Linked DNA regions of Homo sapiens: region 1 is linked to region 2. The links are chromatin loops, found by intact Hi-C in ENCODE. Cell type or tissue: Calu3. All regions are shown on one strand. Links, peaks and the distances in the headings refer to the core of each region. The heading gives the core; the rest is flanking DNA.

What was found. Peaks named below come from ENCODE experiments on the same cell type or tissue, not always from the same donor. Only the 100,000 strongest peaks of a DNase experiment are listed, where the experiment ranks them.
Region 1: a loop joins it to region 2, with 5 times the contacts of the local background. A loop is called at or near these places in 1 of 110 quality-filtered maps.

What each region holds. Positions count from the first base shown.
Region 1 is chr3:1,803,285-1,806,206 of GRCh38, reverse strand. No RefSeq gene overlaps it. Among named protein-coding and RNA genes, the nearest start is that of CNTN4, 290 kb to the left of the region's middle. In Calu3, for the core only: no CTCF peak of the experiment used is centred there; no DNase peak of the experiment used is centred there.
Region 2 is chr3:3,013,919-3,016,840 of GRCh38, reverse strand. All of the region lies in intron 14 of CNTN4 (contactin 4), which reads right to left. Among named protein-coding and RNA genes, the nearest start is that of CNTN4-AS1, 46 kb to the left of the region's middle. In Calu3, for the core only: no CTCF peak of the experiment used is centred there; a DNase peak (open chromatin) is centred at 1,150.

The DNA.
Region 1 (2,922 bases), core at 169-2,668, 1.2 Mb after region 2:
GAGACTTGCTGTCTTCAGGTGAGACTCAGCACATTCCCAGCTGTGGTGACTATGGGGAGAGACTCCTTCTGCTTGAGAAAAGTGGAGGGAAATGTAAAGGAGACTTTTTCTTTCATCTTACGTACCAGGTTGGCCACAGGGTGGTAGAGCACCAAGAGGCTCTTGGGTCTCTGATTCTAGGCTTTGGCTCTTGAAAGGCATTTCTGGACCTGTCCTAGGCCAGAGCGGAGCCCATTTCTCTGAAGGGTGAGTCCCAGGCCATGCAGCATTCACCACAAGCTGACTGAGGAGCCCCTGGCCCTTAAGGGAACATTGGTGGTAGCCTGGCAGTAGCCTGTGGACCTGTGATGGCAGTGGCCATGGGTTGAAGTTCCTCTGCCTTTAGAAAGGGGAAAGACTGCATTTTGAGGTTTGAGTGCCAGCTTAGCCCTGGTACAATGGAACACCAGGTAAATTTCTAAAGTTTTTGAGTGTAGTCTTTGGCTCCTGGATGGATGGTACCTCTGGACCTGCCCAGGGCCTGGGGAAACTTGCTGACCGGAAAGGAAGACAGAAGTGGCTGGCTTTGTCACTTGATGATTATAGAGCCCCAGGGCTTTCAGCAGACATAGGCAGTAGCCAGGGAGTGGTTACAACAAGCCTTGGGTGAAACCCAGTGCTGTGCTGTCTTCAGGTCTGACTCAGTGCAGTCCTAGTGGTGGTCACAGGTGTGCTTGCGTCACTCTGTTCCCAGCTCCAGGCAGCTCAGAGAGACTCTGTTTGGGAGAAAGGAAGGAAAGAGAACAAGAGTCTCTGCTAGGTAGGTAATACAGAGAATTCTCCCAGATCTTGTACGTGACCATCAAGGTGGTACCTCTAGTCTGTAAGAACCATGGCATTATTGGCCTGGGGTGCCCCCTAATGCACATACAGCTTAGATCACAACATCCAAGTCCTTTAGAATATCTGGAAAGCCTTCCCAAGAAGGAAGGGTACAAACAAGCCTAGACTGTGAAAACTACAATAGATACCTATGTTGTCAATGCCTAGACACAGGTGAACATCCACGAGTATCAAGATCGTCCAGTAAAACATGACCTCATCAAATGTATTAAATAAGGCACCAGAGACCAATCCTGGAGAAACAGAGATATGTGACCTTTCAGACAGAGGATTCAAAATACCTTTGTTGAGAAAACTCCAAGAAATTGAAGATAACACAGGGAAGGAATTCTGAATTCTGTCAGATAAATTTAACAAAGAAATTGAAGTAATTAAGAAGAATCAAGCATAAATTCTGGAGCTGAAAGATGCAATTGACATACTGAAGAATGTACCAGAGTCTTTTAAGAGCAAAATTGGTCCAGCAGAAAAAAAAAATAGTGAGTTTGAAGACGGGCTATTTGAAAATACATATCCAAAGAGACAAAAGAAAAAAGAATAAAAAGCAATGAAGCATACCTACAGGGTCTAGAAAATAGACTCAAAAAGGCAAATGTAAGTTATTGGCCTTAAGGAGGAAACGGAGAAAGAGGGGTAGAAAGTTTATTCAAAGTAATAATAACAGAGAACTTCCCAAACCAAGGTAAAGATATTAATATCCAAGAACAAGGAGGTTATAGAACACCAAGCAGATTTAACCCAATGAAGATTACCTCAAGGCATTTAATAATCAAACTCCCAAAGGGCAAGGATAAAGAAAAGATCCTAAATGCAGCAAGAGAAAAGAAACATCATACAATGGAGCTCCAATATGTCTGGCAGCAAACTTTTCAGTGCAAACTTATAGGCCAGAAGACAGTGGCATGATATAGTTAAAGTGCTGAAAGAAAAAAAAAATGTTTCCCCTAGAATAGTATACCTGGCAGAAATATTCTTCAAACATGAAGGAGAAATAAAGGCTTTCCCAAACAAAAAAAGCTGCAGGATTTCATCAAAACCAAATCTGTCCTACAAGAAATGCTAAAGGGATTACTACAATCAGAAAAAAAAAAGAACGTTCATGAGCAATAAGTAATTATCTGAAGGCCCTAAACTCACTGGTAGTAGTAAGCATACATAAGAACACAGAATATTAGAGCATTATAACTGTGGTGTTTAAACTACTCTTCAATAGAAAGACTAAATGATGAACCAATCAAAAGTGATAACTAAAACAACTTTTCAAGACAGGGTATAATAAGATATAAATAGAAACAACAAAAATTTAAAAAGTTGGGGGATGAAGTTAAGGTGTAGAGTTTTGGTTAGTTTTATTTTTGCTTGCTTGTTTTTTATGTAAATTATGTTAAGTTGTTATCAACTTTAAACAATGCGTTATAAGATAGTATTTGCAAGCCTCATGGTAACCTCAAATCAACAACCATACAATGGATGCCAACAAAATCAAAAGTAAGAAACTAAATCATATCACCAGAGAAAATTAGCTTCATTAGGAGAAAGACGGAAAAAAAGAAGGAAGAAAGACAAGACCATAAAAACAAAAAACAAAAAACAAAACAAATAACAAAATGGCAGGAATAAGTCCTTATTTAGCAATAATAACATTTAATGTAAATGGATTAAACTCTCTAATCAAAAGACATAGAATGGCTGAACAGATTACAAAAAGAGACCCAATGATCTGTTGGCTACAAGAAACACACTTCACTTATAAAGACACACATAAACTGAAAATAAAGAGATGGAAAAAGATATCCCATGCCAATAGGAACCAAAAAAGTGGAGAAGTAGCTATACTTACATCAGGCAAAATCAATTTCGAGACAAAAACTGTAAGAAGAGACAAAGGTCATTATATAATGACAAAGGGGTCAGTCGAGCAAGAGAATTTAACAATTTTAAATATATATGGTCCCACCCAACACTGCAATACTCAGATGTATAAAGCAAATATTATTAGAGCTAAAGAGAGCAATAGACCCTAACACAGTAATGGCTGGA
Region 2 (2,922 bases), core at 182-2,681:
GGACTGGGGGAAAATCGCAAAGCAGAGCTGTTTAATAAGCTTGACTGCCACAAATGGAAACTACTATGCACAAGCCAATTGAGGGTGGCCAAGTATAGGTACTTGGGAAACAATCAGTCAGGTGGTAATCAAAGTTATTAGATCTGCCTGGTCAAAATGTGTAGCATAAAGCACCTATTTAATTATGAAGACGGTTCTAATGATGCTCGAATGCTCTTGGTTGCCTCCCAAGTCTCTAACTTGGTCACAACGATTAATAAGGAGGTTTTTGTTTCTTTGTTTTTAATAAGCAAGATATAATCTGTCTTAAAGTCATTCACCGTCAACTTGTTTGTTTTTATTTTTACCCATGACCAGGGAAAGCAAACCTCCGGGGTCTGGATTTGTGCCATGCTTCAGTAGCAGGGTTTCTCATCTGGGAAGTCTTTCTAAATGCAAAGAATTTTCTGCAGGTGCCTAAGCTTCCCACTATGAATAAGAATACTTCCTCAAGCAAAATAGCAAGTAATAACAGAAGAGGGAAGGGGGGTATATGTTAAATTTGCCCTCTCACATTTTCTTTTTGAAGCTTTCTTTACGATTCAAAAGAAATGACAATCTGAAAGGACTAGGAAAAGACTACTGTCAATGACAAATTAAATACATTGTATCTTCGAGTCAAGGTATAATTAAAATCACTCTATGGCGTGCCTTTGACTGTGATGGAAGATAAAAAAGAATCATAAATGGGAACCACAGATATCTTTTACCCACGGAGAAACATTTTCATCAAATAATAATTAGAATGTTTTCTGTTTATTTCAGTGACTGCACATAAGTAACTCTCCCTTATGACTCACTGAGCAAAAGAGTCCCCCCAAAATCCCATTAGTATCAGTGAAATACAGTAAATTTCATCATAGTCAATGTGTAAGAATGGCATAATAAGATCTTTGCTGATTAAAGGAATGTGTGATTGCATCTGCTGGGCATCGGGCTGCATCTACTGATAAAAAGTAAGCGAATATTTACTTAAACTATAAAAGAAAGGAAATGTACACCTTGAGGCAAGGACAATGAATTCCAAAGACAATGCCTTCCATTGTGATTACATGCAAAAGAAAAACCAAGTGCCATTCACACACAGTGCAATGTGGGGAAGGATTAATATTCTGGACAGTAGATGGTGCTGAAACCTCAGCAGAAGGAGAGTGTCCCTCTTTTTCTGTTTAACCTGCTCCTGTCAGCAATTTTCTACATGTTTTCAGATTCCTCTGTTTAAGGACTGCATCTTGGGAAAGAAGCAATAATTCGCATATTCTAAAGCAGTACTTCTTTGTTTGCTTATAGATTTGAGATGAGGTCACCGAGGAGCATATGAAGCTTAAAATAGAAGGTATTAATATCTTGGTAGACAATATTAGCTACCCTCTCTTTATTTGATGTAGATAGGATTGATTGATGAAGCTTTCTGCAAAACAAAACCTTAAACAATCCTCCCTCCCCCACCCCCAACAGTCTGGTCCACCACTGACTAGCTTGTTTGAGGACTTGTCTGTAATTCTAAGTGAACTTTTTCCTGAAACCCTTCAGAATGGGCAACTATTAATAGATATTAGGTCCCCTGCAATTGTTGAAATGCCCCCTTTGTGTGCAGCTAGGTAAGGCATTATGAGTTTAACTAAAAGAGACTCTTCTTCCTGCTGCATTGCTTGCTTCATAGTGAGACCTATATACACATTCAGTGAAATTTAAAGGAGGGAGAATGAAAATCTGAAGAGCCCTGAATTAAGACTTTGTTACTGTTTTTCATTTTGGAGAGAAAGAGGCAAATCATTGGAAAACTCACTCTTGTAAGGAAGAACTACTCTCTGGAGCAGGTTTGAAGGTCACTGGACATTTAGTCCAATCTTCCACACTAGAGATAAGGAAACTTTTCTATTGAGAGTTGCTGACCCAAAGAGAAAAAAAAAAAAAAAAAACCAATCGAGGGTCACGCAAGTATAAAGCAACTTAATTTAGTTTATTTTCAGAGAGATGTTTACAACTTTTCATGTCTTTTAAATTAGGTACAGGGAACACAAAATTTAAAGATACATCAAATAATTTAAAAGTTAGATCTAATCTAATATAAAGGGTAATGGAGGTGGAAAGAATGTTAAAGCCAAGAGACAAGGAAAAGGAGATGAAAATGCAGAGAAACAGAGCAAGACAGACAAGCAGAGAGCGGCAGAATCCTCTACTCCACAAAGACATCACATGCTAATAAATGACATTCACACCAAGTGGAGTACACAGAGCCAGAAAAGAATTTTTAGAAAGTGAAAAGGCAGTCTTTTGTGGAGCACCATTCCACCTTTTGGTTTTTATGATATTAAAATAGAAACCCTTTGTTGGGCAAGCTCTATCTTTGTAATTACAGTCATTTGCAGATAAGCTGTATCTTGCCACTTCCAACTAAAGGGTGCCTGAAATTTAAGTCAGAGTTCTGACGTGACCCAAAGTCCCACATTTTCCAAATCCACATTTACTGTTCTCTAAAATGACAAGTAGGTTTTGCCACAGTGATAAGTGAAGCACTCTAGTACTACTACAGACTGAAAGTATTGAGAAACGGTCAGCATTAAAAATTGGCAGGATACTTCAGAAAGAGATTAAGGGCAGAAAGAGAAATAGATTTTTGGCTAGGTCTTGGTTAGTCAAAAAACATTAATGACTTCCTCATTCCACAAACGTGTTAGTTTCTTGAATTAAAACAAACAAAACCCCTAGGGGTGTGTGTGTGTGTGTGTGTGTGTGTGTGTGTGTGTGTGTACATTTAAATGTCTGTTCCTCAATAAAATTTGTTAAAGTTTACAGGAATGTATTCACTTCCTAGATTATCCATTAGAATCTAATAGCTCAGTATTGGTAGGAAAGATAGTGAGGCAAGACCCAAGCCTA